2 separate regions of the Homo sapiens genome follow, and region 1 is linked to region 2. A link is an interaction called in ENCODE POLR2A ChIA-PET data of the cell type or tissue named here. Cell type or tissue: B cell. All regions are shown on one strand. Each heading gives the region's core, and the rest is flanking DNA. Links, peaks and the distances in the headings are about the cores only.

What was found. ChIA-PET counts read pairs that join two places held together with the same protein. Peaks named below come from ENCODE experiments on the same cell type or tissue, not always from the same donor. Only the 100,000 strongest peaks of a DNase experiment are listed, where the experiment ranks them.
Region 1: POLR2A ChIA-PET joins it to region 2 with 7 read pairs; 2 of 35 experiments call an interaction of 5 or more read pairs at or near these places.

The regions. Positions count from the first base shown.
Region 1 is chr19:3,346,347-3,351,709 of GRCh38, forward strand. No RefSeq gene overlaps it. Among named protein-coding and RNA genes, the nearest start is that of NFIC, 18 kb to the right of the region's middle. In B cell, for the core only: no CTCF peak of the experiment used is centred there; no DNase peak of the experiment used is centred there.
Region 2 is chr19:2,451,019-2,456,381 of GRCh38, forward strand. The region is part of intron 1 of LMNB2 (lamin B2); the gene reads right to left. Among named protein-coding and RNA genes, the nearest start is that of LMNB2, 3.3 kb to the right of the region's middle. RefSeq lists enhancers at 1,964-2,578, 2,579-3,193, 3,250-3,960, 3,961-4,669 and silencers at 4,930-5,109, 5,340-5,363. In B cell, for the core only: no CTCF peak of the experiment used is centred there; DNase peaks (open chromatin) are centred at 2,117 and 4,633; H3K4me3 peaks cover 454 bases; H3K27ac peaks cover 507 bases.

The DNA of each region.
Region 1 (5,363 bases), core at 191-5,190, 900 kb after region 2:
CGGTTGCCTGAGCTCAGTTCTGGCCAGGGGCTGTCCTGTGGGATGGCTTCCCTGGAGGTGGTGGGGATGGTTCTACGTGGGTGGGTGCAGAAATGCCGTGGGGTCCCGACCCCACACTCAACCTGTAAGCCCAGCTCAGACCATCTTGGTGGGGGTGGTAGGCAAGGCCCTGGCGAGCCCCCTCTTTCCCTATTTCTGGCCCAGGGTCCCCGCCTTTAGCTCTGGACTCCACCAGCAAAACCCCAACGCCACGAGGTTTTCAACGATGAACAGATGGTCACAGGCGGTGGGGGTGGGGGCTGAGCTGAGTCTGAGGGGACCCAGGGTCTCTGGAGCAGTCCTGCTGCCCTCCCAGTGGGGAAACTGAGACAGGGAGCCCCCTCCGTGCCCCTGTGCCTGGGGCTGGGAAACCGGTGCCATCCTCGGAAGATCCCCAGAGCGGCCACGTCATAGTTGGCGAGGGCAGCTCCGGGGAGGGCGAGGACCGGGCCCACTGCCATGTCAAATTCCTCCCGGGAGCGGTGGGGGAAGGAGAGGCAGTGCTTTTTTTTGTCTCCCCTGCATCCTCACCCCCACCAACTCCGCGACAGAATCAAAAAGAGGAGAGAGAGAGCTGTTGGCAGGAAGAAGGAATTGGAGCCAAGCCGAGGCTGGGCTCACCCTGAAAAATCACACTCTGGGCGGGAAGAGAGGACAGAGGCTCTTCCACCCCCTTTCCAGCATTTTGCAAAGGCGGAAAGGGGGTGGCCCACTCAAAGGGCATCAGACGTGGCCTTCACGGCCCGCAGCTGGCAGCTGCCACCTCTCCCACGAGTGGCTTGACAGGCTTTCTACCTCCAGACCTCAGCTTGGGCCGTCCTCTCCTCCTGGAATGCCTTCCTCATCCACCTCAGTCTCCTCCCAGGCACCACCTGGGATCTGGACTTCAAGTCCCATGGACCTACAAGGCCAAGAAGGGTCGCGTTGCATCCTAAGGCCAAAATAAACCCCAAAAGCAGTAATATGTAATCGATCTTTATTTAAATATTGGTACTTCATTCATTCTGGATCTTCTGCAATCACTTTTATTCTTAGAAAGTTTGTGTTAAAACATGAGTTATCAGTTGGGTACGGTGGCCCCACCCACCCAGCACCCAGTGTCAACCCAGCACTTTGGGAGGCCAAGGCAGGAGGATCACTTGAGGCCAGGAGTTCAAGACTAGCCTGGGAAACATAGCAAGACCCCATCTCTACAAAAATTTAAAAATTAGGCAGGGCGCAGTGACTCATGACTGTAATCCCACCATTTTGGGAGGCCGAGGCAGGCGGATCACTTGAGTTCAGGAGTTCGAGACCAGCCTGGCCAACATGGCGAAACCCCGTCTCTACTAAAAATACAAAAATTAACCGGGTGTGGTGGCGGGCGCCTGTAATCCCAGCTACTCAGGGGGCAGGAGAATAGCTTGAACCCAGAGGCGGAGGTTGCAGTGAGCCAAGATCGCACCACTGCATTCCAGCCTGGGAGACAGAGCTAGACTCCATCTCAAAAAAACAACAAAACAAAAAAAGAGAGAGAGAAAATAAAATAAAATAACTCCAGGGAGGGGCAAGGGCTATGCGTATCTGAACTCTGTCCCAGCCCATGGAGCTGCGCAGGGACGGAGGGGCCCCAGGCACAGTGGGGCCGGCTGCACTAACCTGGTCATCAGTCTTTGCTCCGGGAGCTTCAGCACTGAGTTTTCAGGGAAGGCATGGCTGCCTGGGTTCCTTCCTAGTGCCGGAGCCCGCTCTCAGGGGCATGACCCCAGCAGATCCAGCCACGCCAGCGGTCCCATTGTGTGACCTTGGATAACCCCTTTCCTTCATCTGACGCCTCCTCTATCAAACGAGGTAATAAGGGCTCCCCTGCCTGGCCTGGGGCTGTCTGTGCATGAAATGGGATAATTGCCGGAACCCGGCCTGGCTACCGGAGCTGTTATTAAGGCTGCAGAGCTACCTGTGGGCCTCAATTTCCTCATCTATAAAATGGGCTTAATCATACCTGCTGCTGTTAACCTCTCAGGGCTCTGGAGGATCAAGGGGCACTGAGGATGCCTTGCAGAGGAAACGTCTGAAGGCCGAGCAAATTCTGCAAAAGTGGCCTCAGTGGCTTTTCTTGTGAGGTTGCCTGCCCCCCACCCTCAATTTGTATAACGTCCCCTGCAGAAGTGTGGAGAAAGAGGAAAAAATATAACAAACAAACAGGCAAGAAACAGCCAACACAGCCACATCCATTGTTGCTTTTTTTTTTTTTTTTTTGAGACAGAGTCTTGCTGTGTTGCCCAGGCTGGAGTGTAGTGGTGAGATCTCGGCTCACTGCAAGCTCCAACTCCCGGGTTCAAGCGATTCTTTTGCCTCAGCCTCCCGAGTAGCTGGGATTACAAGTGCGTGCCACCACGCCCGGCTAATTTTCGTGTGTTTTTTTTTAGTAGAGAGAGGGTTTCACCATGTTGGCCAGGCTGGTCTCGAATTCCTGACCTCAGGTGGTCCAACTGCCTCGGCTTCCCAAAGTGCTGGGATTACAGGCGTGAGCCACCATGCCCAGCCCATTGTTGCAATTTTAACCTCTTTTCTCCTGTCCCCGAAGCTTACCCCTCAGTTTCTTTTTTTGTTTCTTTTTTTTTTTTTTTTTTTGAGATGGACTTTTGCTCTGTCGCCCAGGCTGGAGTGCAATGGCATGATCTCGGCTCACTGCAACCTCCACCTCCTGGGTTTAAGCGATTCTCCTGCCTCAGCCTCCCGAGTAGCTGGGATTACAGGTGCACGCCACCACACCCAGCTAATTTTTGTATTTTTAGTAGAGACGGGGTTTCACCATATTGGCCAGGATGGTCTCGATCTCTTCACCTTGTGATCTGCCCACCTTGGCCTCCCAAACTGCTGGGATTACAGACATGAGCCACTGTGCCTGGCCATCCCTCACTTTCTTTTCCTGCTCTTTTTTGCTGCTAAGATATAGAAGGTAGAGCCATTGGGGCTTAAGGAGATGGGCTTTATGAGTCAACTTGCCCAAATTCAAATCCCAGACTTAACACTGGCTGTGTGGCATTGAGGAAGTGCCTCAAGTTCTCTGTGCCTCAGCTTCCTCATCTGTAGACTGGGAATGATACTGTTAGGTTGGTGCCAAAGTAATTGCAGTTTTTGGTCAGGCACGGTGGCTCACGCCTGTAATCCCAGCACTTTGAGAGGCCGAGGTGGTGAATCACAAGGTCAGGAGTTCAAGACCAGCCAGACCAACATGGTGAAATCCCGTCTCTACTAAAAATACAAAAATGAGCCCAGCGTGGTGGCACGTGCCTATAATCCCAGCTACTTGGGAGGCTGAGGCAGGAGAATCGCTTGAGCCCTGGAGGCGGAGGTTGTAGGGAGCCAAGCTCATGCCACTGCACTCCAGGCTGGGCAACAGAGTGAGACTCCATCTCAAAAAAATAAATAAATAATTATTATTTGGTAGAGATGGGGTTTTCCCATGTTGGCCAGGCTGGTCTCAAACTCCTGGCCTCAAGTCATCTGAACGCCTTGGCCTAGTTTTGGTATTTTTATTAGAGACGAGGTTTCACCATGTTGGCCAGGCTGGTCGCGAACTCCTGACCTCAAGTGATCTGCCCGCCTTGGCCTCTTAAAATTTTTACTTTTTTTTAGTGATGAGGTCTGCCTCTGTTGCCCAGGCTGGAGTGCAGTGGTGTCATCAGCTCACTGGAGGCTCAGCCTCCCTGGGCTCAAGTGATCCTCCCTCCTCAGCCTTCTGAGTAGCTGGGACTAGGGGTGCGCTCCACACACACAGCTAATTTTGAAATTTTTTGTAAAGATGGGATCTCTCTAGGTTGCCCAGGCTGATCTCAAACTCCTGGGCTCTAGCGATCCTCCTGCTTCAGCCTCCCAAAGTGCTAAAATTACAACTATGAGCCACCCTGCTCGGTTTTGTTTTTTTACATTGTTTAGTGGTAGAAAGAAGTCAAAAGAATACTTTGTGACACGTGAAAAGTACATGTGATTCACATTTCAGTGTGTGTAAAGTTTGATTGGCACACAGCCACGTTTATTCATGACCATGCCGTCTATGGCAGCTTTTGTGCACTAGGGCACAGCCAAGCAGGTGCAATGGGGATGATATGTCCTGCAAAGATGAAAATATTTACTCTCTGGCTCTTTACAGAAAAAGTTTGCCCACCCCTGAGTTAATGTATCATGAGCACTTTGAACAATGCTGGGCACAAAATGTGCTTGGGATTGTTATTCAAAATGTGTTTCAGGTCGGGCGTGGTGGTTCACGCCTGTAATCCCAGCACTTTGGGAGACTGAAGAGGGCAGATCACCTGAGGTCAGGAGTTCAAGACCAGCCTGGCTGACACGGTGAAACCCATTTTAATCTCTACTAAAAATACAAAAATTAGCCAGGTGTGGTGGTGCGTGCCTGTAATCCCAGCTACTCAGGAGGCTGAGGCAGGAGAATCACTTGAACCCATGAGGCAGAGGTTGCAGTGAGCCGAGATCGTGCCGCTGCACTCCAGCCTGGGCGACAGAGCGAAACTCCATCTCAAAAAAAAAAAAAAAATGTGTTTCAGGCTGGGCGAGGTGGCTCATGACTGTAAACCCAACACTTTGGGAAGCCAAGATGAGAGGATCGTTTGAGCCCTGGAGTTCAAGACCACCTTGGGCCACAGAGCAGATACCACCTCCACAAAAAAATTTTAAAAAATTAGCCAGTTGTGGTGGTGCACTCCTGTGTAGCCCCAGCTGCTCAGGAGGCTGAGGTAGGAGATCCCTTGAGCCCAGGAGGACAAGGCTGCAGTGAACTATTATTGCACCACTGCACTCCAGCCTGGGTGACAGAGCAAGACCCTGTGTCAAAAAAGAAATGTACAAAGGTTAAAAAAATATATATGGTTGGCCGGGCGCGGTGGCTCACGCCTATAATCCCAACACTTTGGGAGGCCGAGGCAGGCGGATAATGAGATCAGGAGATCGAGACCATCCTGGCTAACACGGTGAAACCCCATTTCTACTAAAAATACAAAAACAAAATTAGCCAGGCGTGGTGGCGGGCGCCTGTAGTCTCAGCTACTTGGGAGGCTGAGTCAGGAGAATGGTGTGAACCCAGGAGGCGGAGCTTGCAGTGAGCCGAGATCGTGCCACTGCACTCCAGCCTGGGCTACAGAGCTAGACTCTGTCTCCAAAAAAAAAAAAATATATATGGTTCACACAAAAATTATATCCTATGTTGTTCTCTATAAACATCCCATCATATTATGTCTCCCAGACCACTGACAATTTTTGGAAGCCTCACTCTGCCATCTCGTGAAATGTCCTCCACAGTCCCCTACTGTTGGACACTTAAGCTGTTC
Region 2 (5,363 bases), core at 107-5,106:
TCCCCTGAGGTCAGGAGTTCGAGACCAGCCTGACCAGCATGGTGAAACCCCATCTCTGCTAAAAATACAAAAATTAGCTGGGCGTGGCAGTGCAAACCTGTGATCCCAGCTACTGGGGAGGCTGAGGCACAAGAATCGCTTCATCGCCTGAATCCGGGAGGCAGAGGTTGAAGTGAGCGGAGATTGTGCCACTGCATTCCAGCCTGGAAAACGAGACTGTCTCAAAAACAAAAACGATAAAGGCCAGGGGGGAAGATGAAGAGACTTTGTGACACAGGCAGATTCTATGCACTTCACAGTTCCATGTGTATAAATAAAGTTTTATTGACACATAGCAGCACCCACTTATTCACCTATGGGCTAAGGCAGCTTTCATCCTATGGCAGAGCTGAGTGGTTCAGATGCAGACAGTCTGGCCTTTTTTAGAAAAAGTCTGCTGACCATGCCTGGTCTGCCGTGCTGTGATGATGAGGAAAGTTCTAGAGGCTGGGGCACCTCACAAAGACCCTTTGAGCCTGCGGAACGGGTGTGCCGGGGCAGGACGGCCTCCTTGTGCTTGTGAGGCGCTGCAAAGGGCTGGGGACAGGCTGGGCCTTTTCTTTCATCTTTCACGGCATCTAGCAAGTGCTAGGCTTGAGGGAAGTCAACAAGTGTGTCCACACATGTGGGCCTGGCAGGGCTCAGATAGCCTGAGATGGCCTTTGCCTGGGACCCCTCGGACACACAGAGCAGCATAACTCGGCTGGAGGAGGCCACGGTGGGACAAAATGGCCCGGCTAAGAACTACAGCCCTGTGCAGAAAATGCAAACACCGGCTTGGGGTCACTTCCAAAGTGGACTCCATCCTCCACGCTCGCCTGGGCCGCCTCCGAGACCCCCTCCAGCAGCCCTGAGCAGCCAGGGGACACCGGGGCAGGGGAAGACAGAAGATGCCGAAGCCAGGTCTCCTCCCTCGGGAACGTAAGGCCTGGCAGGGAAGTACCTGGAGTACCTGCCTCTCCCGCGCCTGGACACGGGCCACAGCGCGGCCTCCCTGCACCTGCCCCCGCCCCCAGCACTCAGTGATCCTCCTTCAACAAATACCCATCTGGCCAGCCCCCACCCCACCCTTTCCCAAGCCCTCCAACGATGCTTGTATATGGCGATTCATCCACACCGCCAAAAGACACCCCCTAGTGTCACATGGGAATGTGGAACCCATGCTTGGCCTGGTTTTGTACGAGTGTGCAAGGGTGAACTCCTGCGGGCAGGAAAGAAGTGAGCAAGTTAGCCGGGCATGGTGGTGGGCGCCTGTAATCCCAGCTACTCAGAAGGCTGAGGCACGAGAAGCCCTTGAACCCAGGAGGTAGAGGTTGCAGTGAGCCAAGATCACGCCACTGCACACCAGCCTGGGCGACAGAGAGAGACTCTGTCTAGAAAAAAAAAAAGGCCAGGCATACTGGCTCACACCTGCAATCCCAGCATTTTGGAAAGCTGAGGCGGGCAGATCACAAGGTCAAGAGATAGAGACCATCCTGGCCAACATGGTGAAATCCCATCTCTACTAAAAATACAAAAATTAGCCGGGTGTGGTGGTACACGCCTGTAATCCCAGCTACTTAGGAGGGTGAGGCAGGAGAATTGCTTGAACCTGGGAGGCAGAGGTTGCAGTCAGCCGAGATCACACCACTGCACTCCAGCCTGGGCGACAGAGTGAGACTCTATCTCAAAAAAGAAGTGAGAAAGGCGTGTGTGAGGACCTCGGGGGCCGCCACACACCAGGATGCTGTGAGTCGTGTTATGAGCCTGAAAAAATCTGAACTGAGTCCCTCACGCCTCCCAGCAGGCTCCTCGGCCTGGCCATTCTCATGGGGGCCGTGTTACCCTCATGGAGGCTGCGTCATCCTCGTGGGGGATGGGTCATCCTCATGGGGGCTGCGTCATCCTCATGGGGGCTGGGTCATCCTAATGGGGGATGGGTCATCCTAATGGGGGCTGGGTCATCCTAATGGGGGCTGGGTCATCCTCGTGGGGGCTGGGTCATCCTCGTGGGGGCTGGGTCATCCTCATGGGGCTGGGTCATCCTCGTGAGGGCTGCGTCATCCTCGTGGGGGCCAGGTGATTCTCTTCTCGGGGCGCTGAGCAGTACCCAGCCTCCACCCACGCTGTGCCGATGCCGTCTCCCTCCCAATGTGACAACCAAGGGCATGCCCAGCCTTGGCCAAGAGTCCCCTGGGGGCAGAAGCTGGCCAGGTGAGAGAGGCCCTGCTGTCCAGGTGACCTGCATGCTCTTAGGCCTGACACCCCAGGTCCCTCCTCGTTCAGAGCTCCCTCCCCTGCCCCCATCCTGCCAGCCTGAGCCTGAGGCTGCTCTCTGAACCCCACGTGGCCCACCTGTGTCTAGAAGGCCCCCAGCTATTCCAGGTCACTCCCTCCATGTGGGCCCACATGACGTCCCCCCACCAGCGGCCCCCACCCCAGCAGGCTTCCAACTCTGCTCCCCACTAGCCGGGTTCCTGGCCCACTAGTCGCAGGCGGAACTCCCAGCTGTCCCCTGCCACATGCCCTGCAGACACGGCTGGGTGACAGGGCTCACGGAGGGGCCAGTGTGTCACCTGCTAAATGGCTGCCTTCACTGGAGTCAGACCCGCATTTCACCCAGCCTGAGTGAACTGAGTTGTAAAGGATGCTGCTGCGGCCCCGAGAGGTGGCTGGGCCAGGCTCCCTCTAGGGCACAGGGCCGGTCCAATGGGGCGTCCAGTGGGGCTGGGGCTGGTACCTCCCCAGCACTCACCAGGCCCTGCACCCTCAAAGCTCCCTGCAGCTGTTCGTCCCATTGGCAGGTGGGATAACAGAGGCCCAAAGACAAGAAACCAGCTCTAACCCTGCACGCCACGGGTCCAGCAGGCGGCCTCTAAGTTGGGACAACTCCGCACTGGACAGATGGCAAGATGGAGGCTCCAAGAGACACAGGGGCCTGCCCAAAGCCACACTAATTGAAAAGCAGGGGACTGGCCAGGCACGGCGGCTCACACCTGTAATCCCAGTACTTTGGGAGGCCGAGGCAGGCAGATCACCTGAGGCCAGGAGTTTGAGACCAGCCTGACCAACAAGGCCAAACTCTGTCTCTACTAAAAATACAAAAATGAGCCGGGCATGGTGGTGAACACCTGTAATCCCAGCTACTCGGGAGACGGGGGCAGGAGAATCACTTGAACCCGGGAGGCAGAGGGTGCGGGGAGCTAAGATCGCGCCACTGCACTCCAGCCTGGACGACGGAGCGAGACTCTATCTCAAAAAAAAAAAAAAAAAAAAAGAAAGAAAAGCAGGGGATCCCACCAAGCACTGATCTTCCTTCTACCTCCCTGAAGGCACCAGCTACATTCTTTCAGGTTCCCTGTCCCCAGGGCACTGTGAAAACAACCCACAGGGAGCTACTGAACAAAAGTTAACCTGCTGTGGCCCCACACACAAGTAAGAGGTGGGTATTATAATTACACCCATTCCAAAGGCGAGGGCACTGAGACCCAGAGAGGGTAAGCGACTAGCCCAAGGTCACACAGAGGGTAAGTGGCTCCCAGAAATGACCCGACCCCCTCAACAAGCAGCTCTTCTCCCAGAAGCCCACCACGTCCTCTGATCTCCAGATGGGCGAGTGGGGACTGGGCGCTGCAAATCCCGACTTCGGCACCCAGCTCTCCCAACAGGACACTGGGGCCTAGGGACCCCAGGACCCCAACCCATGGCAGGAATCAAGTGGGTGCTCCTGCCTGCCCCCCGTTCTGGAGTCCTGTCCTTGGATTGGGCATGGCCAGTGGGAGGGACAAAGAGCCTCCCCAGGGTTAGGTTGGGGGGCAGGACAGATTGCACCCAGACCCCAAGACACCCCGACCTCATGTCCCCTTGGTGGGCAGACTTTCCCGCCTCTTCTCCTTCAGTCTGCACTGAAGCCTCGGGGCCCATTCAGAACCTCAACACTTTCCACCGGACCCAAGATCCCAACTCTCACCCTTCCTTCATATTCTCTTGGGGGCAGAACCTGCCAGACCACCGCTGACACCAGGGCACAAATAAGGGACTCCCAAATTTCCCGTGGGACCCCAAGGTATCAGAACCTCTCCCTCGGCCCCCTACCCACCCTGGGCCTGGTGAGAGATGAGGGGCCTAATTCCCACCCCAGTCACCAATCTCTTCTGGATTCATCAGGGAACTCGCTAAAGCTCCAGGGAGAACTGAGACCACGTGACTCACCCCAGAGACTCCAGGGAGACCCCCCACACACCCCATCTTGGGCCTCCTCAGAGGGCCTGGGCCCCCCAGTCTCCTTGGAGCCCAGAGACCACCCCCATTCCACCCCAGATACCCCAATACCCAGCTTCATCCCCAGAGACTCCCACTCACACCCCCTCAGTTGGGGGGGGTCCGCCAAGTCTCCTTGGAATCCTCTGAGGGACGAGGCATATGGGGGGCTGCAGCCCAATACTCAGGGAGCCCCCAAATCCCCAGGACCTCTCTTTGGTGGGGAGCCCTAGTCTGTAACCCCCATGGCCCCAAAATGCACCTCTCACGGAAGGGTCCCCAGAGCTAGCTGGAGGCCCCTCTGCAGCCCTCACTCAGGACACGGAAGATCTCCTGGGACCCCCTCCATAGGTGGGGCATTCCTGGTCTGCACTTTTCACTCAGTGCCCTAGAAACCCCCTGGAGGTCCCCAAGAGAATGGGCCACTCCGGTCTGCACCCCTCCCAAGGGGTCCCCCAAGATCTCGGAAACTGCGGTGGGCAGGGCCTGCCCAGGTGGCACCCCTCACTCAGGGTCTCCCCCTGGAGATCCCCGAGGCCAGGCTGACCCCACCCCTGCTCAGGGTCCCCCGTGATCGCGTACTCCGCGGTGGGCTGGGCCTGGCCGAGCTGCACCCCTCACTCAGGGACCCCTTGAAACCCCCTGGAGACCCCCAAGCCGGGACCCTTCCCGGTCTGCACCCCTGCCCAGGGTCCCCGCGATCGCGCACCCCGCGGTGGCCAGGACCTGCACCCTTCATCCAGGAGCCCCCCGCAAACCCCCTGGAGACCCCAAGCCGGGAGTCGTTCAGAGTCCCCCGCGATCGCGCGCCCCGTGGTGGGCGGGGCCTGGCCGAGTAGCACCTTTCACTCAGGGACTCTCCGAAACGCGGCGGAGATCCCCGAGGCCGGACTGTCCCCGTCTGCATCCCAGCTCAGGGTTCCCCGCGACTGGGAGCCCCGCAGTGGGCTGGGCCTAGCCGAGCAGCACCCCTCACTCAGAAGCCCCCAAACCTCCTGGAGACCCCCGAGCCGGAGCCTGTCCCCGTCTGCACCCCCGCCCAGGGTCCCCGCGATCACGCACCCCGCGGTGGGCGGGGCCTGGCC